2 separate regions of the Homo sapiens genome follow, and region 1 is linked to region 2. The links are chromatin loops, found by intact Hi-C in ENCODE. Cell type or tissue: PC-3. All regions are shown on one strand. Each heading gives the region's core, and the rest is flanking DNA. Links, peaks and the distances in the headings are about the cores only.

The links. A loop is a pair of places that touch in the nucleus more often than their neighbours do. Peaks named below come from ENCODE experiments on the same cell type or tissue, not always from the same donor. Only the 100,000 strongest peaks of a DNase experiment are listed, where the experiment ranks them.
Region 1: it touches region 2 in a loop (7-fold over the local background); 2 of 110 quality-filtered maps call a loop at or near these places.

What each region holds. Positions count from the first base shown.
Region 1 is chr13:38,574,978-38,586,416 of GRCh38, reverse strand. The region is part of intron 2 of LINC00437 (long intergenic non-protein coding RNA 437); the gene reads left to right. It overlaps LINC00366 (long intergenic non-protein coding RNA 366), which reads right to left. Exons shown (of 4, transcript NR_046999.1): 2 at 9,715-9,759; 3 at 7,584-7,688; 4 at 6,901-7,209. Among named protein-coding and RNA genes, the nearest start is that of LINC00366, 13 kb to the right of the region's middle. In PC-3, for the core only: a CTCF peak has its summit at 4,086 (motif pointing right); no DNase peak of the experiment used is centred there; H3K27me3 peaks cover 880 bases.
Region 2 is chr13:38,071,106-38,082,544 of GRCh38, reverse strand. The region is part of intron 3 of LINC00571 (long intergenic non-protein coding RNA 571); the gene reads left to right. Among named protein-coding and RNA genes, the nearest start is that of LINC00571, 66 kb to the left of the region's middle. In PC-3, for the core only: no CTCF peak of the experiment used is centred there; no DNase peak of the experiment used is centred there.

The sequences.
Region 1 (11,439 bases), core at 1,077-9,076, 500 kb before region 2:
GGTGGTTTTCCCCCTACTATTCTTGTGATAGTGGGTGAGTTCTCATGAGATCTGATGGTTTTATAAAGGGCTTTCCTTTTTGCTCAACTCTCATTCTCTCTCCTGCTGCCCTGTGAAGAAGTGCCTTCCATTATGATTGTAAGTTTCCTGAGGCCTCCCCAGCCATGTGGAACTGTGAGTCAATTAAACCTTTTTTCTTTATTAAAAAAAAAAGAAATTGTATTTTCAACGATTTCTCTTTTAATCTTGTATTGCATTCTCATTGAGAAAGCTTGTAAGATGAAAACTTGAAAAGCAAATCGTCAGTGTAAATATCAGAGATATAAAATACATTTAAAGATTGGGTAATGTATTAATACATTCTCTACTGGGGATTGTTTCTGTAAATATCAGAATAAGGAAGCAATATGACATCTCAGCTATTCCAGGCATTGGAAAAGCAGCAAGATAAAAATAAAGAAGAATAGTAAATCATGTTTAGAGGCTTATAAATTTAATATCATTGATATATCACTGTTGTTCCATAGAGCTAATTTAACTGGGTAATATTGATCACTGGTGATTATACTTGTTATTCAAGACCCTAGTCTGTTTATGTTTTAAAAAGATCTCTTGAGTAAGACATCCTTAAAGATATATTAACAATAGCTACAACTTAATGTAGTTCAATATATACCAGGCACTACTGCAAGCCCTTTAATAATATTAATATATCGAATCCATTTAAGAACTGCATGCGGTAGGTATTATTATTTCTGTTTTACAAATGAGGAAACTGAAACAAAGAGAAATTAGCTTCACCGAAGTCACATATATAGAAAAATGGAGGTGCTAGGATTTTTGGAGGATTCCAAAATGGAGGACACACAGAATTTGGTTCTAGACTACAGGTTCTTAATCATTTTGTGTTTTTCCAGTAAATGGCAGTGTGGTTTAAAAAATCAGATTCAAGTTTGACAACTTGTTCAAATGAAGCTAAAATAAATTAAATGATGTATTGGTTCTAAATAGAATTTATATGAAAGCACAATAACATATTACCTTGCTGAAGTTTTACCAAACACACACACACACACACACACACACACACACACACACACACTACTCTCAATGTATGATTTTATTATAAAATATTTATTTGAGTACTACCCATTCTCGGTGATACTATACAACAGTTTTCTTTCTATTGCTTCTCATGAGAAGATACCATAGATGAGAAGTCAACCTAAAATTTACACAGCAACTCAAGTGTTTAACTCAGAAATTTAACATTCTCATGAGTTAAATTTGCACAGATGGCAGAAAAGGCCATCTGGTCACTTAAATTAAATACATCTTTTTCTACTTAAAATCATTTTTCACATACGTTGTTAATAACTCAGGACTCTCTTCTAAAGGGCTTTCCCTTCTCCTTTCTGGGGAAGGAAAAAACGTTGGGAAGCACTGTGGTAGCTGCTGTGAAGTGTCTGTGTCATCATTTCTCTTACTACTGAGATGTATCTCTCACATGGGCTTTTCTGTTGGTCTCTGTTCTGACAGCATGTGCTGCCGCTCTACTAGGACTCACATGTCCTTGGGAACTGCATCCATCACTGGTATCTTTGGTCCCATTCTTAGCCCCTTATGTTGGTCCTGACTTCCATACCTTTCTTGCCTGGACTCCACCTTCTCTCAATCGAAGGCCACTGTTATCTCTTTCTTGGCTCCTGCCGTAGCATGCAGGCAGCTCTGGATCTCTTCCCTGTCATATAGGCGGGGAACTAAGAGCAGCACCTCCAGCCCTCTCTCTACTGGCCTCTTGAAAGGATGCAACTAGGTACCTTCTAAGTGTAGTATGGGCATGGCCCCATACAAATCACCATGGGAATTTGAGTACCATATTAAAGTAGGACAGAAGAACTCCCAAGATCATTGGATATTTGTAGAAAATAGTTTTACAAGTTTGTCATTTGTCTATCTTTGCTTGTTTCGATCCCCACTCTCTCTACTATTTCATGTTTTTTCTTTATTTAAGTACACTTCTTGCCTTTCTTAGAAACATGTCATCTGTTGTATCTCAGAGTCTGTTACTAAGGTAAAATTACATGTGGATTATAACAGAAACTCTGAATCCAAGCTGCCAGTGTGCAAATCCCAGTTCCATGACAAGAATTCAATACACTTGGGTTAATTCCTTAATATCTCTGAGCCTCAGTTTCTTCATATATAAAATGAAACTAGTAATGGTTATAAGGTTGTTGTGAAGATGAAATAAGTTAATCTATTGAAGCACATTGAACAGTACCTGGCACGCTATCAAACATATCAGAAATGTTAACATCATTGAATATAATGTTCCCTCTTGTCAGAATGGTATTTTTCTTTTTTCTTTCTGTCTTTAAGATACACCTCAGTCTGTTTTTTTGTTTTTTTTAAGACAAAGTCTTGCTCTGTCACCCAGGCTGGAGTGCAGTGGTACAATCTCAGCTCATTGCAACCACCGCCACCCAGGTTCAAGTGATTCTTGTGCCTCAGCCTCCCGAGTAGAGAGGATTACAGGTGCACACCACCACGCCCTGCTAATTTTTGTATTAGTAGAGACAGGGTTTCACCATTGTGGCCAGGCTGGTCTCAAACTCCTGACCTCCAGCAATCCTCCCGCCTCTGCCTCCCATAGTGCTGGGATTACAGGCATGAGCCACTGTGCCCGGCACACCTCAGTCATTAAGATACATCTTAATCTCATATTTTTTCAGAAGACTGTCATGAATTTTACCTAAAGTTATTATGTTATGGCCCCATAAATATATAGCCCATAATATTTCTATGGTATTTGTGGTAGTTTATTCTAGTTGTTATTTTACTTATCTCCCCCATTAGGCTGACATAATTGAGAACATCATATTTATCTACATGTTTTCAGCATTCTGCACAAAGAATAGCAAATAATAGGCACCCATGAATATTTACTTAATGTATAAATGAGGTGAATTTCTCTTGCCCTCTTTCAGTTGAAAGTAGTAAGCACTCTCTTCTGTGGGGTCTACACATGCATGCTTGGAGGCATTGTCTCTGGGATGGGTAAACAATGTGCCAACAGCCGGACATAATCTGTCCTGCCCCCTCCTCCAACCTCTCCTAATCTGAGCCTTCCCCTCGCTCACTCTACCCTACCATAGTCACCTGTTCCTTGAAAATCCAGGCACTTTTCTCAGAGCCTTGGCGTTTTTTTCTTCTTCCTGCTTGAGATGCTCTTCTCTCAGGTATCTTCATGGTTTGCTCTTACATTTGACCCAGTTAGCTGCTTGAATGTCACAAAATTAGAGCGGTCTTCCCTGGCCACTTTACAGGAGATAGCACCTCTTCTCTACCCTTCCCGGAGACAACCCTCAAGTGTCATACTCTGCTTAATTATTTCTCCAGAGCATTTAACATGTCACTTGATACATTGGTTTATAGTCTATGTCCTTCCACCAGAATGTACACTTCATGATGCCAAGGATGTTGTCTGCTTTATTCATAGCTGTATCCTCAGCACTTAGAATGGTGCTCAGCAGATAGATGTTAAATGAACAGAGAGATGAAAGAATGAATGAAAAGTGAATGAATGAAACAAGACATGTAGATTGAGAGGATCTGACCATTTCTCCTATCTGAGATACCTTAGTGAGCGCCTGGCTTGCTACAGTCCTGCAGCAAGGCCTTAACTCTCCCCTGAGCACTGTGTCCTTATTCACAACTGAAATTTGAGGGCTAAACATTGGGCACATATAGACATAAAGATGGAAACAAGAGACACCTGGAAATATAAGAAGAGGGCGGAAGGGGGGTTGGGCAAGAGTTGATAAACTAACGCTGGGTACTATGCTCACAGCCTGGGTGACACATTCATTTGTACTCCAAACCTCAGCAACAGTCAATATACCTTTGCAACAAACCTGCACATGCACCCCCTGATTCTAAAATAAAAATTGAAGAAAATTATAATAAAGGAGGGACACCTTATCTCTGCTTTGTGTATCTGAGCTTGTCTTTTCCCCAGTGTCCTGTGATCTGTGGGGACACTGTGCTTCATATCTCTCCTCTAAATTTCTTTCTCCCGCCAGATGGCACTATGCTTCAATATTTAAAGCTACAGATATGGTGAACTCAGTTGTCTTTATTCTTCTCCAAGCTATGTGGACCTTTATACTTAATAAATGGGCTCCAGTTCCAAGATATGAAAATGTTAATGACATATGCTGAACTAACAGTCCTAACTGCTACTCCTGTAAAATAAAAAGCAGCCGAGCTATATTATGCTTTATGAAATATTTATAACTGCCAAACACAAAGGCAGTAAGAACATTGGTTTATACAGCAAAAGCCCAAAGAAACTCTATTTAAGTGAAGATTAATGTGGAAATGTTATCACATTCTCACACTGCAAAACTAAATTGATATAGAGGTGATAAATGTGGATAGACGTGGAATATACATATAGGCACACATTATACATTTTACCTGATAAAATATACCAGCTGAATTTGCCTAAGGAAGCTGCTAAAGTCAGATTTGATGCAAACGATTTGTGGAAGTTACCTTGTGGGGCAGCCCAACTGCTAGAACATTTCATGGAAGTTCTATATTGATGGAAGAGAAATTTGTAATTATTTCTCCTAAATAAGGAGAGAGGCCCATTAGGTGTGGGATTTTGCTGTTCTCTTTCAAATTTGAATAGATATACAGAAGGTATGTAGAAATCAACATGATTCTTTTCCTTTATTCACATATAATTGTAAATAACATGGGTAATACAATTTCCAAATCTTTTATTTACTTAAAAATGTTGTTAAAGTAGTTGGAATGGTTCCTAGATTTTAATATAATAACATATTCCACAGGCAGCAATTTGAAAATCTTTGAGAAGTTTAAAAAATATCTGGCTTACAATCATCTCATTAAGGTATAAAATCAGGGCTTCTTGGAACCTTTAAATTATATTTTATCTGATTGTTATTCTCAGATCTACAGTTTTTTAAAAGACAAGTCTCTGGTTCCTTATAGATCTCTCTATCAGCTTCCCTCCATGCACATTTGGCTCATGAATGTATGAAATACTTTGGACGTATTTCTATTAACTACTATTGCTTTCCTGGGGAAAAATACATTATAGTTCTCTTTTATTTAGATTAATGAGTTTTAGGTTAATCTGTCGTGAATCCTCTGTAAATCAGATTCTTGATAGTTAATAATATTTCATCTTTGTATATTTAAAATCAGTTCACATGTTAAGTTAAAGATGAAAAAGAGAACTAAATCAGCAATATTGTTATGACATAATGCATAAATTAATGTGCATGTATGTCTGCTTTAAGTTTAGTTTATAGAAGTTTTAAAAAATGAAAATTGGCATTTTTCTACAAAGAATGATGGATTTTTTTCACTTGTAAAAACATTTATTATTATTATTTTTTTCATTCCAACTTTTACTTTAGGATCAAGCGGTACCTGTGCAGTATTGGTACAGGGGTAAATTGCATGTCTCAGGGGTTTGGTGTACAAATAATTGTGTCATCCAGGAAATCGGCATAATACCCAATAGGTGGTTTTCAATCCTCACCATCCTCTCAGTCTCTACCTCAAATAGACCCCAGTGTCTATTGTTCCCTTCTTTGTGTCCATGTGTGATGGTCAACCTGATTGGATTAAAGGATACAAAGTATTGATCCTGGGTGTGTCTGTGAGGGTGTTGCCAAAGGAGATTAACATTTGAGTCAGTGGGCTGGGGAAGGCAGGCCCATCCCTAATCTGGTGGGCAGAATCTAATCAGCTCTCCAAGAATATAAAGGAGGCAGAAAAACCTCAAAGGCGAGACTTGCCTAGCCTCCCAGCCTACATCTTTCTCCCGTGCTGGATACTTCCTGCCCTCCAACATCGGACTCCAAGTTCTTCAGTTTTGAGACTCGGACTGACTCTCCTTGCTCCTCAGCTTGCAGACAGTAGATTGTGGGACCTCATTTTTGTGTAAGTTAATACTTAATAAACCCCTTTTCTACTTAATACTTTTCTTTCTTTCTATCTATCTATTATCTATCTATCTATCTATCATCTATCTATCTATCTATCTCCCTCTCTCTATCTCTTATTAGTTCTGTCCCTCTAGAGAACCCTGACTAACACACCATGTATACTCAGTGTTTATCTCCCACTTACAAGTGAGAACATGTGGTATTTTGTTTTCTTTTCATGTGTTAATTCGCTTAGGATTACGGCCTCAGTTCCATCCATGTTGCTGCAAAGGCCATGAAGAAAATAATGTTAATGACATTTAACCTCCCAACATGTATCTCTTCTTTTTCTTTTTCTTTGGGAAATTTTTTGTTTGTTTGTTTTTTAGAGACAGGGTCTCTCTCTGTCACCCAGGCTGAAGTGCAGTAGCACCATCATAACTCCCTGCAGCCTAGAACTCTTGGGCTCAAGTCATCCTCCTACCTCTGCCTCTGGAGTAGCTGGGACTTCAGGCATGCACCACCATGCACAGCTTTTTTTCTTTGACAGCACTTATTGTGTAAACCATGCATGCTGGCCCTTGATTATTCTATATTATCATTGCATTTTGTAGTAAGGCTTTACCCATGATATGATATGTTTGGATTTACTGACATGTCACTTTTTTTAATGCTGAGTATTTGTCTTAGTCCATTTAGTGTTGCTATAAAGGAATACCTGCAACTGGGTAATTTATAAAGGTCAGAGGTCTATTTGGCTTACGATTCTGCTGGCTAGAAGATTGGGCATTTGATGAAAGCCCCAGGCTGCTTCCATGGCATGACAGGAAGCAAGAGAGATGGGAGGTGCCAAGCTCTTTTTTAACTACCAGCTCTGGAGGGAACTAATACATCGAGAACTCACTCCCATTCATGAGGGATCCACTTCCATGACCCAAACACCTCCACGCAGGCGTCACCTCCAACACTGGGGATCAAATTTCAACATGAGGTACGAAGAAGTCAAATATCCAAACCATAACAGAATCACTATTTGTAGATTATGAAACATTCCTATTACGAATAATTAGAAAGGAGAAAACTATACATTGAGAGAGTAAAAAGAAGGTAAAGAAGATGGCAGGGGCCCAGGTGCGGTGGCTCACCTTTGTAACCCCAGCACTTTGGGAGGCTGAAGCAGGTGGACAACTTGAGGTCAGGAGTTTGAGATCAGCCTGTCCAACATGGTGAAACCCTGTCTCTAGTAAAAATACAAAAAAAAAAAAAAAAAAAATTAGCCAGCTATGGTGGTGCATGCCTGTAATCCCAACTACTCAGGAGGCTGAGGTGGGAGGATGGCTTGAATCCTGGAGGCGGAGGTTACAGTGAGCGGAGATCATGCCACAGCACTCCAGCCTGGGCGACACAATGAGACTCCATCTCAAACAACAATAACAACAATGACAACAACAACTTGATGGTAGGGAACAAGTAGAATATTTAGCAATGAAGCCTTGTGGATATTAAATAACAGAATACAGAACAGATGAGAGCTTTGGGCCCAGGCCTTAAGAATAAACGGTTGGTGTCTAGAGGAGAGAAGGAGCCGAGGAGATATATTTCAAAAAGGCTCACCCAGGCAGATTCTGACAAGAGCGGTTTGGAGAGATCATCTCTAAGCCTTTTGGCTAAGATCAAGTAAAGAGTGGTAGTTCGAATGTAGGAAATTCAGCTCCTATGCTATAAAATAGGAAACACATTGAACATATGTATAGACAATTATCCAAATAGTGGATTAGCAACAATTAAAGGAAATTAATTTACAATCACCTAAACAGTTAAGGGGTAAGAGCAATTAGCTTTAATTAATTAGCAACCTACTAAGTTCAGTGTTTTTGCCAAATCTATAAATGCTACTTGAAATAAACAACTTATAACCATTGGTTCAATTTAGAATCACACATGTTAGGCACAAGAAGTTGAGTGGAAATCCTCAAGGAGAAAAATTAAAATACGCATGATGACTGTCTCACGATGATATGGTGCAGCCTAATGCAACCCTAATGCATGGTCAGAAGACTCCCTTGCAAGGACATTTAATTGACTGATCCTTTGATAGGAGATTAGTTTTCCTTGTACCAATAGAAATCTGTTGGATTCTCAAACCTGTTCTCACTGACATAGTAAGAAAACAGTTTATTACTACATTATATTGATGCTGTGAAAAAGGTTACCCTAATATAATAAAATTTAAAATTCTCCCATTTAGAACTGAACTTTGTTTTGATGGAGCAACAATTTATAAAAATGATGACTGACTTTTGTTAGCTTTGGAAAATGGGATAGTTACACTAAAAACTTGGGGTTGAAATACTCTAAAGGAGCTTCAAGTATTCCAGTGACAGAAAAAAAATCTATTTTTGAACACATTTTTAATTTTTCAGGGTGAAAAATTTTGGGGGGATTTTAAATTCTCTGTAGGATAGAAATATACTTAATAACTGGAGAGCATTTGTACTGATACCTTATTAAAGAAAGGTGAACCTTTTTCTCTGTATCATGTTGCTAGCGCTGTAGCATATGGGTTCAACTCTGATTTAACGGTCATTATAAAATTATGTTTTGTGAACTTAGTTGAATGTTATAAAAGAACGTAGTACTACAACATTACAATTAGAATAGGAACAACTCAGCATTCTCTGTTACATGAGGAATCAAAGAGAAATTGGAAGTCTGCAACCCAGAAGAGGACCCTCACCAGAAGTTGACTGTGCTGACACTCTGGTCTAGGAATTCCAGCCTCCAGAACTGCAGAACGTCACCCCCTGTTATTCATGCACCATCTCCACTTTATTGGAAATGTTCTTGACCAGCAATGGAAAAGAAAGAACATACTGCGGTTTTGTTTGTTGTGGGGCTCAGGCTTTCTCTGAGCACTGCATAAGTACGTGGTTCATGGGAAAAGGGTCTGATAGAGAATGGGGCTCAGGCTTTCTCTGAGCACTGCATAAGTACGTGGGTCATGGGAAAAGGGTCTGATAGAGAATGGGGCTCAGTTGAATCACTTTGGCTGAAGAGATGTAACAAATCATAGACGTAAAGTCAACACCCTTCCTATTTTACAAAGGAGAAAACCAAAGCTCTGTAAGTGCTATCCGGTCTCAGGACCCAAGAGCCATGGTGAGGTCTGGTTTCAGCTCTGCTAGTATTGGACAGCTCTCGTGAGCCCTCTTCAGGAACTGCTGACATACCACTTTCTTTCTAAAGCTTTGACCTCCACATGCCCCTTAGTTCTTAGGAAGATGGAATTCAACAGAAAAAGAAAGGGAATAAAAGAATATTGTTCCTTGACCCTTTGGATAATCTTTCAGGGGAAATAATTAAGAGTCATTCATAACTGTTGGAGAAGATGTGTGTATGTCTGTATCTTACTAGTCCCAAGAAGATATATAGACAGAAAGCGAAAGTGACAGAAAGTTTTCAGTGGGACTTCTCTAGTACTATATTCCATTGATCTTACTTGAGTGGAATAGCTGTGTTCCTAGTTAACCATATACAAACAACATCCCAGGGAATATTGGTTTCTAGGAAAGGAATTCTATACACCTTTCTCCTCACTTAACCCCTTTTGTCTTCCTACCTGCCTAATTTCACCAAGAAGAGATCTAGATGTCAGAACATGGGCTGATTGACTATATTTTCTAAGAATAAAATTTTATAAGGAGAATTATTAATATATCTATACTAACTAAACACATCCACTTACCTGTTTTTCTGGTACTCTTGGATATAGTCTTTTATAGGATTTGAGCTGTGAATAGACAAAGAAGATCATTTGTCCAGCTTTGGTTTTAGTTTTTCTAGGACTGCATTGCACAAGCCTTTTCCCAGGGTGCATCCTAGCAGCTTAGCTCTTCAAATCTCAGCATTGGTATGTGGGGCTGCTGTTCAGCAAATAATAAAAATTTAGTTGTTTTGTCATCTGGACCTGCATTGTTCTTGAGTGAATGGTTGTCTAGGTGGTTCTGAAACTCTTGACTTCTCTAACTATGATCTTACCACTATCATAATAACACTTCTTTATTCTACCTTCATTTAATTGTTTGAAATGATAAGGCCAGTTAATACATTTCCTGATATCTAGTAGGCCCCTGAGAATACACTCAAATACATACAAAGCTTCTTCCATGGAATACGGCCCTTTGGGGGTCATAATATTACACTATGAGCGCTGATAATCTTTCTGTCTGAATATTAGTGCGGACCACAACAATATTGGAGGACAATCCTGGCTTTGCCTCTGGATGCTCTCCCATCCCAAACTTTGTGTGGGTGACTTTCTAATGAGATGTGTGCCTTTGTAAGGCTGCAACCTTTGCAAGAGAATGTCAATGCTATACCCAGCTTTTCTGGCTCTTTAAGCATGCATTCTATGCTTAGCCAGCAATTTGAATAGTTTTATTTGAGCCAGTTTTTCTAGTGGTCGGTGCTTAATATGTCTTTAATTAATACCAAAAGCTCAACTAAGAGAATTAGTATTTATGGAAGACTAAAGAAAAAGCAGACCACCAATTACACTAAAATTAAATTTTAAAGACTTACTATTGTTTTTAATTAAAAATTGTTTTCAAGCAAACTTCATGCAGCCCTCTAAGAATTAAAAGTTGATTGTTTTCTGCCTGGAAGCCAAGATCCTCCACTAGAACACATTTTGAAAACCATTGCTATAGTGACTCTCAATTTTCTCATTGTATTGTTCAGAACAACAGACTGCTACAGAGGTGGACAAAATTGTTCTGGCTTCCTGTCGAACAGCTTTTATTGAACTACACATTGCCAAGATTATATGGGTTTACACTGAGAGATAAGAAACAGCCTTGTTTTTGTTGTTGAAATTCCTATGCATTATATTGCATGGCTTGTTATGCATTAGTACCTAAGGTTTAAGTTTCTTTCCATTCTTGTAATAGGAAAGAGTTTGTTTATATCTTACGGATTCTGTAGATTACATCACTGATTATATCTCTGGAAGGCATAGAGGCATATTTCTGATTCTTCTGTAAAACCTAAGTAGGATTTGATGGTTTGTAGTAACCTAACTTTTGACTATAATATGTCCTTGATGTTTTCCTTTTGCTTCTGTAGGTTTTTCTATTTTTTGCTGAGCTACTTTTTAATGCAGTCATGAACTGCATGACAATATTTGATCAATGATGGTAGTCCTATTATAATACCATATTTTCACTGTAGCATTTTAATTTTAGATATGTTTAGATACACAAATGCTTACCATACTGTTACAATTATCTCTAGCATTCAGTACAGTAACATGCTATACAAGTTTATAGCCTGGGAGCATTGGCTCATATAGCCTAAGTGTGTAGTGGGCTATACCTTCTAGATCTGTGTAAACATACTCTATAATGTTCACACAACAACAAAATCCCCTAACCACACATTTATTGGAAGGTATCCTCATCTTTCAGTGATG
Region 2 (11,439 bases), core at 1,268-9,267:
CTACCAATAAGTGAGAACATGTGATAATATTCTTTCTGTGTCTGGCTTATTTTCCTTAATATAATAATCTCCAGTTCCATCAATGTTGCTGCAAATGATTGGATCTTATTCTTTTTTATGGCTATATAATACTCCATTGTGTATATGTACCACATTTTTTATCCCTTCATCTGATAATGAAAGCTTAGGTTGCTACCAAATATTAACTATTGTAAACCATGCTGCAACAAACTGGAAAGCAGATATCTCTTTAATATACTGATTTCCTTTCTTTTGCATATATTCCCAGCAGAATGATTGCTAGATTGTATAGTAGCTCAATTTTTAGTTTTTTGAAAAACCTCCAAACTGTTTCCCATAGTGGTTGTACCAATTTACATTCCAACAATATATGGGGGTTCCCTTTTTTCCACATCCTTGCCAGCATTTATTATTGCCCATCTTTTGGACATAAACCATTTTAACTGGGGTCAGATGATATTTCATTGTAGTTTTGATTTGCATTTCTCTGATGATCAATGATGTTGAGTACCTTTTCATATGCCTGTTTGCCATTTGTAGATCTTTTTCTCAGAAATGTCTATTCAAACCTTTTCCCCAATTTTTTTTATCAGATTATTAGATTTTTTTCCCATATAATTGTTTGAGCCTCTTATATATGCTGGTTACTTATCCTTTGTCAGATGGGTAGTTTGCAAATATTTTCCTCCATCCTGTGGGTTGTCTCTCCACTTTGTTGACTGTATCCTTGCTGTTCAGGGGCTTTTTAACTTGATGTGATCCCATTTGTTCATTTTTGCTTTGGCTGCCTGTGTTTGTAGGGTATTCCCAAGGAAATGTTTTTGAAGAACATCTAAAAAGCATCCAGGTCAATGTCCTGGATATTTTCCCCCAATGTTTTCTTGTAGTAGTTTCATAGTTTGAGGTCTTAGATTTAAGTTTTTATTCAATTTTGGTTTGATTTTTGTATATGTTTGGGTTTGATTTTTGTATATGTCTAGTTTTATTCTTCATATGGATGTCCAGCTCTTCCAGCACCATTTATTTAAGAGATTTAAGAGAGTCTTTTCTTGGGCATATGTTCTTGGCACCTTTGTCACAAATGAGTTCACTATAGGTGTGTGGATTTGTTTCTGTGTTCTATATTCTGTTCCATTAGTCTGCTTTTATACCAGTACCATGCTGTTTTGGTTACAAAAGCTCTGTAGTATAATGTAAAGTCAGGGAATGTGACTCCTTCAGTTTTATACTTTTTGTTTGAGATAGCCTTGGGTATTCTGGATTTGTGTGGCTAATATAAATATAATTGCTTTTTAAATTTTTTATATTGTTAACTGTTGCCATATAGAAATGCTACTAATTTTTGTACATTGATTTTGTGCCCTGCAACTTTACTAATTTTTTTATCAGTTCTAATAGCTTTTTATTGGATCATTAGGTTTTTCCAATTACATGATTATATCATCTGCAAACAAGAATAATTGGACATTTTTCTTTCAAATTTGGATGATGTTTATATCTTTCTCTTGTCTGATTGCTCATACTAGGGCTTCCAGTGCTATGCTGAATAACAGTGGTGACAATGGCAGATCTTAGAAGAAAGGCTTTTGAATTTTTCCCATTCAGTATGATATTATGTGGTTTTTATTATGTTGAAGTATGTTTTTCTATCCCCATTTTTTAAGGGATTTTATCATGAAGGGGTGTTGGATTTTATTCATTGCTTTTTTAGCATGAATGAAATAATCATATGGTTTTTATTCTTCATTCTGCTGATATGATGTATCACACTGATTGATTTCTATTTGTTGAACCATCCTTATATCACAGGGAGTAAATCTTACTTGGTCATAATGAATGACCTTTCTAATGTATTGTTGAATTCAGTTTGCTACTATTTGGTTGAGGATTTTTGCATTAAGATTTATCAAAACTATTGGCCTGTAGTTTCATTTTTTTCTTTATTTTGATTTTTATTTTAAGTTCTGGGGTATATGCGCAAGATGTACAGGTTTGTTACATAGGTAAACGTGTGACATTACTGGTTTGCTGCACCTATCAACCCATCACCTAGATATTAAGCCCACCATTCATTGTCTATTTTTCCTAATGCAATCCCTCCTCTCATCCCATCCCCCAACAGGCCCCAGTATGTGTTTTTCCCCTCGCTGTGTCCATGTGTTCCCATTGTTCAGCTCCCACTTATAAGTGAGAACCTGCTGTGTTTGGTTTTCTATTCTTGTGTCAGTTTGCTGAAGTTTTCCTTTTTCTGATGTGTCTTTGCCTTGTTTTGGTATCAGGGTAACACAGGCCTCATAATGAGTTTGGAAGTATTCTCTCCTCCTCTATTTTCTGGAATACCTTGAGTAGCACTGGTATTAGTTCTTCTTCAAACGTTTGGTACAATTCAGTGGTGAAGCCATCGGGTCCCAGGCTTTCCTTTACTGGGAGACTTTTTTACTACAGCTGCGATCACATTACTTGCTATTTGTCTATTTAGGTTTTTAATTTCTTCATGGTTCAATCTTAGTAGGTTGTATGTGTCCAGGAATTTGTGAATTTCTTCTAGATTTTCCAATGTATTGGCATGTAGTTGCTCATACTAACCACTAATGATCTTTTGAAATTTTGTAGTATCAGTTGTAATGTCTCCTTTATCATTTTCAATTTATTTGGATCATCTCTCTTTTTCTTAGTCTGGCTAAGGGTTTGTCAATTTTGCTCAACTTTTCAAAAAAGTATTTTTTAAATTTTAATTTGATTTATTTCTGCTGCGATCTTTATTATTTCTTTTACTAATTTGGGGTTTAGTTTGCTCTTGCTTTTCTAATTCTTTAATATGAATCATTGGATTGTTCATTTGAAATTTTTCCTTATTTTTAATGTAGACACTAATAGTTACAAACTTCCCTGTTAGTGCTGCTTTTGTTGTATTCCATAGGTTGTTAGATTGTGTTTCTATTATCATTTTCTTCATAATGTTTTTAAATTTTATTTTTAATTTCTTTATTGACCCACTGGTCACTCAGGAGCATGTTACTTAATTTCTATGTGTTTGTATAGTTTCCAAAATCCTTCTTGTTATGAATTTCTAGTTTTATTCCATTGTGGTCAGAGAAGATGTTTGATATTATTTCAATTTTTATATGTTTTAAGACTTGTTTTGTGACCTAACAGGTAGTCTGTCTGTTAGAATGATCCATGTGCTGAGGAAAAGCATGTCAAATGAAATGTTCTGTAAATATTTATTAGATCCATTTGGTCTACGGTGCAGATTAAGTCTGATGTTTCTTTGTTGATTTTCTATCTGGAAGATCTGTCCAATGCTGAAAGTGGGGTGTTGAAGTCTCCAGCTACTATTGTTTTCGGTCCTATCTCTCTGTTTAGCTCTAATACTATTTTCTTTATATATGTAGGTGCTCCAGTGTTGGGTGCATATATATTTAAAATTGTTATATCTTCTTACTAAGTTATCCCCTTTATTATTATATTGTGACCTTTTTTGTCTCTTACAGTTTTTATCTTGAAAATTATTTTGTCTGCTATAAGTATAGTGACTTCTGCTCTTGTTCAGTTTCCATTGTCATGAAATCTTTTTTTTTATTTCTCTATTTTCAGTTTAGTGTGTCATTATAGGTGAAGTGTGTTTCTTGTAGGCAACAGATCAATAGGTCTTGCTTTTCATTTATTCAGCCAGTCTATGCCTTTGATCGGAGAGTTCAGTCCATTTACATTCAATATTATTATTGATAAGTAGAGACTTACTTCTGCCTTTTTGTTACTTGTATTCTGGTTGTTTTATAAGTTTTTTACTTTTTTCTTTCTTTCCTCTAGTGAACATAATTTTTCTCTAGGGATGTAATTTTAGTTTCTTGCTTTTTATTTTTTGTGTCTCTATTGTATGTTTTTTGGTTTGACGGTACTGTGAGGCTTGCAAATACTACGTTATAATCCATTTTGTTAACCTGATAACAACTTAGCACTGTTTGCATAAAGAAACAAAGAAACAAGCCAAAAAAAATCCCTAATAAGAATTCTGCATCTTAATTTCATCCCTTTGCTTTTTAACTGTTTGTTGTTTCTTTATATTTTACTGTACTGACCATATCTTGCAAATTTGTTACAATTATTATTTTCAATTGGTTCATCATTTAGTCTGTCTACTTAGGATAAGGATAAAACTACAGTTCCAATGTTATAATATTCTGTGTTTTCCTGCATACTTGCTATTAACAGTAAGTTTTGTACCTTCAGGTGATTACTTACTGCTCATTAATGTCCTTTTCTTTCTGATGGAAGTACTCCCTTTACTATTTCTTGTTGAAAAGGTGTGGTGTTGATGAAAACTCTCAGCTTTTGTTTGTGTGGAAAAGTCTTTATTTCTCCTTCATGTTTGAGGGATATTTTTGCCAGATATACTCTTCTAGGATAATAGTTTTTTCCTTCAGCGCTTCAAGTATGTCATGCCACTGTCTCTTGGCCTGTAAGGTTTCCACTGAAAAGTCTGGTGCCAGATGCATGGGAGTTCCATTGTATGATATTTGTTACTTTCCTCCTGCTGCTTTTAGAACCCATTCTTTATCTTTGACTTTGGGTGTTTTATTATTAAATGCCTTGAGGTGGTCTTCATTGGGTTAAATATTCTGGTGTTCTATAACCTTCTTGTACTTGCATATTGGCATCTTTCTTTAGGTTTGGCGCATCCTTTGTTATTATCCCTTTGAATAAACTTTCCATCCATCTCTCTTTCTCCACCTCCTCTCTGATGCCGATAACTCTTAGATTTGCCCTTTTGAGGCTATTTTCTAGATCCATTAGGTGTGCTTCATTGTTTTTTATTTTTTTTCTTTTGTCTCCTATTACTGTTCATATTCAAATAATCTTTCTTGAAGTTCACTAATCCTTTCTTCTGCTCAATCAATTCTACTATTAAAAGACTGTGGAGCATTCTTCAGTATACCAATTACATTTTTCAGCTCCAGAATTTCTGATTGATTCTTTTTAATTATTTTGATTCTTATATTAAATTTATCTGATAGAATTCTGAATTCCTTCTTTTTGTTATATTGAATTTCTTTGAGTTTCCTCAATACAGCTATTTTTAATTCTCTTTCAGAAAGGTGACATATCTCTGTTTCTCCAGGATTGGTCTCTGGTGCCTCCTTAAGTTCATTTGGTGAAGTTAGGTTTTTCTGGATGGTGTTGATGCTAGTACATGTTCTTTGATGTCTGGGCATTGAAGAGTTAGGTATTTATTGTAGTCATCACTGTCTGCACTTACTTGTAGCCATCCTTCATAGGAAGGCTTTCCAGATATTTGAAAGCACTTGGGTGTTGTAATCCAAGCTGTATTTGCTTCAGGGGGCACCAAAGCCCAGTCATGCTGTGGCTTCTTCAGACTCATAGAGGTACTGCGTTGATAGTATTGGACAAGATCTGGGAGAATTCTCTGGATTACCAGGCAGAGACTCTTATTCTCTTCCTTTACTTTCTCACAAACAAATAGAGTCTCTCTCTCTCTGTTCTGAGCTACCTAATGCTGGGAGTAGAGTAACACAGCCCTCTGTGATGAGGTTTGTGGGAACTCAAGTTCAGACTGCTGGGATAAGTGATTTCCCCTGGCTAGGGCTGGTTTAAATACTCGCACCATGGGTGGGCATCAGCTGAGATTGGTCTGATTTTCCTTTCTTTCTTACAGGACAGCACTGAGTTCAATGCCTCACAACTGGTGTGTTCTCCCTCCCTCCTCAGTGTCCAAAGCCATTCTTTGCACCATGCTGCTGCTACTGGGGGTGGGAGAGGGGTGGTATCAGAGATTCAGGACTGTTTTCTCTATCTCTTCAGTGGCTCTTCTTGTGATATAACTTTCTATGACACCATTCTTGCATATAAAGCTGGGGATGCCACCTTGTTACCACCAGCTAGAGGTAGAAATCCATCTTCCCCACTGGCTGCTGCAATCACATGAAGGGGAGTGGGTGGGTGTAGGAGTTCCTACTCACCATAAAGCCTCCACTAACAGTGTGGTTGGGGTGACCTCTTTACTGTTAGTGGTGAAAATATTAACTCTCCACCTGGCCTGTGCTGTCAGCACCCTTTCAGAAAGAGGTGAGAGATTCTCATTGCTGCTGGGTGAAGGTAGAAGCTCATGTCAGTTGTGTCAACTAATACGGGGAATGGGGTTGCTGACTCACTATTGGCCAGTAGCAATGTACGTCCTGGCTTTCTACTTGGCTTTCTCTGAGAATCTTCTGTTGGGGTTAGAGCACCTTGTCACAGCCTCTAAACTGTAGCTGTGTAACCTCCCCATGCAACCTTTAGCAGTGTAGGTAGGGATGGGGTAGGCTCATGTTTTTCTTTCTGTGGCATCAGGCTGTAGTAGTGAGGTTATTGACTAAAAGTCTGTGGCCTTAATAACCTGCCATTTCTCTAGAGAAAGCAGGGATTTTTGTCTTCTTGTCTTTGCCTGTTGGTGTTTCTGGGCTGCCAGTTTTTTTGACTCCAAGTTTGGTATATATGAATCAAAAATAAATCCTAGAGAATTCACCACGGTATAGTGTCTTGGGCCTTGAGGTCCATAGCCAGTCTACCTTCTTCTGCTTACCTGTAGGAGCCTTCTTATGTTGGTTTTGTATGTGATCAAAGGGGAGGCTGAGGCAGGTGGATCACCCGAGGTCGGGAGTTTGAGAGCAGCCTGGCCAACATGGAGAAACCCCATCTCTATTAAAAATACAAAATTAGCCAGGCATGGTGGCTCATGCCTGTAGTCCCAGCTACTCAGGAGGATGAGGCAGGGGAATCGCTTGAACCCAGGAGGCAGAGATTGCAGTGAGCCGAGATCGCTCCATTGCACTCCAGCCTGGGCAACAAGAGCAAAACTCTGAAAAAAAAAAAAAAAAAAAAAGAAGGAAAGGAAGGATGTTATCAACTTGACCATTTCTATGAAAACTCATCCACTGGGGACCCTCCAGAACAGTGAATATGCACCCTAGAGTTGTATCTTTGAAAAGTTTATGGATGTTTCATTCATTCACCATTTCTCATTCTTCATGAATCCCAGTGCTGGGATTACAGGCATGAGCCACCATGCCTGGCCGATAGCATATTCTTTAAATGCTTTAAGTGCTTTTGCTTTTTCCCTTTCTTCCGCTGTCTGCTCACTTAATGTTACTTCTTAAAATGCATCACAAATAAACCACCTGTAGTCAAATCTTTGTCTCAGACTTTGTTTTGAGAAACCAAAATGTTTAGATACAATCATCTTATTCATATATTTCATTTCACATATGAAGTATTTGTAAACCAAAATATTTCTGTTTATCTTCAGTGATAAAGTCATTCATACTAGGACAGCTTCAGGTGTAGTAGCTGTAACAGTTTGTACAAGAAATAATTATATGGTCAAATATCTTGAATATCATCATGCATTTTGCTAAAGCATAAAGAACATGAGTTCCAGGTAAATACTGTAGTGACAGTCTTTTCTGTACTTCCTTGCCATTTGAATTCCTGTCAATAAATGTGACAGCAAGGATAAAATTCATAAAAAAATTTAGCCACAGTTTCCGACGTGACAGAAGAAATGATGTGTAAGTTACCTTTATGTCCACAAAAACCAGCAAAGTGTCCAGCAGAAACATTGATTCTTAATAAGTGTCTGCTATTGGATATTTTAAATCATGTTTACTAGGTGGCAGCATTAATAGAGATTTAAATCACATCCGAGTTAATCATTTCATCTGTCTTGCATGTTGTAGTTCATTAAGTGATTATAATACTCATTCTGCAGTTCTTATGTATCCTTTTTTTCCTCTGAATTTAAAAGCATTTGTTTCCACTAATAATTATTAATATATTATGGGCAGCAAATATAGCAACCTTAATAGAACTGATCATCTTTATGCCCGTTTTATGTCACCCATTCTCTACTCAACAGTAGCCAGAATTTTAGTTTATCTGAAAGGTCTGACTTGTGAATTAACAATTCAGATTTTCTTCCCTGGATGATCCACATCCCTGGTTACCATGATTTTTGGGGGTAAAATTTCTCAATTTTCTATTTATACTTTTCAGTGGTCATGTAAGAAGCAAGACTCACCCCAATGAATACTTCGCATTCCAGAATACTCAGCCTTGTCCCATTATCGAACTGTAAACTTACGCCCCCATACTGAGTAAATTATTTATTCCAGTAAAATAACTCATTTATTTTCCTACCAGCCTATTAACATGGGAAGACCCAGATATAGCAACTGCAGCTTTATGTTTAGTGAAACATTATGTCATCTCGTGGTATTATCTCCCACCAGGAGCCAGAAACTCAAAGCCAGAAGGGCATTAAGTTGTGGAGACAAGAAGCATATATTAGCCACATATGTCAATGGAAATCTTTCTGAGAAGGGCAATTTCTTGGAATTCCAGCAACCAGGAATGCAGCATTATATGATGTCTCTTGGTTCCAAGTATAGGTTACATTTTGCAGAATAATGGCTAACTACCAGAGTGTCATTTCCTAGCTCTTAAGCTGAGACTTCAAGGATCCATGTCCATAATCTATCAGGGGAATCTCACCCTTTAAGTTAAGATGTGCAATCAATGCAAAATATCATGTAATGAATAATATTTCCTGTCTGTAGCAAGGAGACATTTTAAATGTTAATTTTAAAGTGGCTACTGAATATGTTCAGGAACACCAAATTTCCAGTGCTAATGAATTGCCTGGTGCAGCAAACTGTGATAGAATGCCAAAATGTATCTCAATATTAATTGCACATAGTAAAAATATCAACGTGATGCTACAGGGATAAAGAAAATTGCAGGAATATGTCATAAGTATGAGATGTACAAGACTTCCATATTAATTTCTCAAGCATACCTGTGAATATTAGGATCTGTATATTTCTCTTAACTGAAAATCTGTGATACCATCAATTATTAATATAAATGGAACAAACTATTGCCATTTATTAGGAGAAAATATATACTGTAAACTGAAAGCTGAAACAGGACTAGATAATATATCCTGAGAATAGGATCCAGAAGTTGCATTATTCACCTATCAGACGGCAACAAGGATCCCAATGCTAGTCATAATCGTGGGTCCTAAGAACCCCTGAAAAGCTGGATTTACTAACATTTTCATATGTGGTAGATGGGAATGGGGTTATATGGAAGATGACACCCTGGATTCTGCAATTGGCAAGTATTTAAAGTGTATGGGAGAAATGGTAATAGACTTATATGTTTGATTTAGGTACATGGAAAAAAATTAGATAACAATGCAGAACATTGGAAATGACTGTAGAGGTAGACAGAATTTCTCTAGCTTCTGTTTTCTTGACACATTTTTCAAATATGAGAAAACAGCAAGTGGATGAACTTCTGTCTGAAGTACTCTGACAGAAGCCTTCTTCTAGAGGGCATAGACAATACCAGAGCTTTTGTTATTTTCACAGGAGTGGAGCCAGAGAAATTGGGTCTCTAGAGGTTAGGATTCTAATGTGAAGAGATGTGTGGATAAATGACCTCAACACATGTATGAAAATGCAAGTTTTATTTATTTGCCTAGGTATGATGAGACCAAAAGACCAGGAGACAACTGCCAAAGGTTATTATAACTCCAGATCCAAAGGGAAAGGGACACATGACACTATGGGGGAGACACATGGAAAAGCACCAAGGTTGGTCAGGAGGAAGATGGACTGTGCTGAAAATGCAGGCAAGAGCTTTTATTGTGGTTTTTGCAGGAAGAAATGGGCAAGGTAGTGTAAGCAGGCTTAGAATTGGCTAGTTTGAGCAATTTTGGCAGGCTCCATTGTGTAGGAGCTCTTCCTAGTTGTCTGGTATCTGGCTCTGGGGTAATTAGGGCAAGGAAATCATGGCCCAGACTGTGAGAGCATGATTTTAAAATGTGGTTGGGGATATGGGTTCTGGGTTAGTTTAGTTTGCCTTTGAAAAGCATGTTTGCATGTGAGTTCTTTGTATCTTTGGGAATTGATAAATCTTGGGAGAAGCAGTCTGTCCAGGATCAGCAAGACCCTAATATGTGAAAACATTAAAAATACAAAAAATTTACAAAGCATAATTAGTGTGACTCACAGTTGGTTTTCCCTTCTTTTTTTTTTGCCATTATTTGAAATATAGGGTGGGATTCTAAGAATCTAAGTAGATAATCTTCTTAATTTCAGTTAATAGTTGTTTTTAATAGAAGATTAAATGAAATAGAAGTGTTGACTAATTGATTAATAAACTGGAAGACAAGAAAGTCAAAAAAATCCAGAATCCTTGTAGAGAAAAATTCCATAGATTGTTTAGAACAGAGTGTAAGAGCTTATATAAGATACAATGAGAAAATTTAATATATGTTAATTAAGTTCTAAAATGAGAAAAGAGGAAAATAATATGACAGAAGAAATACGGAAAGTCACCAAATATTCTCCAAAGCTGAAGAAAGTTATTAAAGTACAGATTTGAGAACTTCAATAAACCTTAGTTGGAATATGCACAAAGTAAACCACACTAAGGCGTATCAGGATAAACACAACCAACAACTTAAAGCAAAAGCAACAGCCAGAAAAAAAAATCATTTCCTTCAAAGCAACAATAATAATGACAAACTCATTTTTTTTTTTTTTGAGACAGAGTTTTCCTCTTGTTGCCCAGGTTGGCGTGCACTGACGTGATCTTAGCTTGCTGCAACCTCCACCTCCCAAGTTTAAGCATTTCTTCTGCCTCAGCCTCCCAAGTAGCTGGGATTACAGGCACCCGCCATCACACCGGGCTAATTAGGTATTTTTAGTAGAGACGGGGTTTCACCATGTTGGTCATACTGAGCTCAAACTCCTGACCTCAGGTGAGCCACATACCTCGGCCTCCCAAAGTACTGGGATTACAGGCTTGAGCCGCTGCACCTGGCCACAACAAATAAATTTTTAATAGCAGTAATGAAAGCTCAAAATTAATGGAACAAGATCTTTATTTATTTTTATTTTTTAATTTTTTTTATTTTTTTGTATTTTTATTTTTATTTTTTTATTATTATTATACTTTAAGTTTTAGGGTACATGTGCACAATGTGCAGGTTAGTTACATATGTATACATGTGCCATGCTGGTGTGCTGCACCCATTAACGTGACATTTAGCATTAGGTATATCTCCTAATGCTATCCCTCCCCCGACCCCACAACAGTCCCCGGAGTGTGATGTTCGCCTTCCTGTGTCCGTGTGTTCTCATTGTTCAATTCCCACCTATGAGTGAGAACATGCTGTGTTTGGTTTTTTGTCCCTGCAATAGTTTACTTAGAATGATGATTTCCAATTTCATCCATGTCCCTACAAAGGACATGAACTCATCATTTTTTATGGCTGCATAGTATTCCATGGTGTATATGTGCCACATTTTCTTAATCCAGTCTATCATTGTTGGACATTTGTATTGC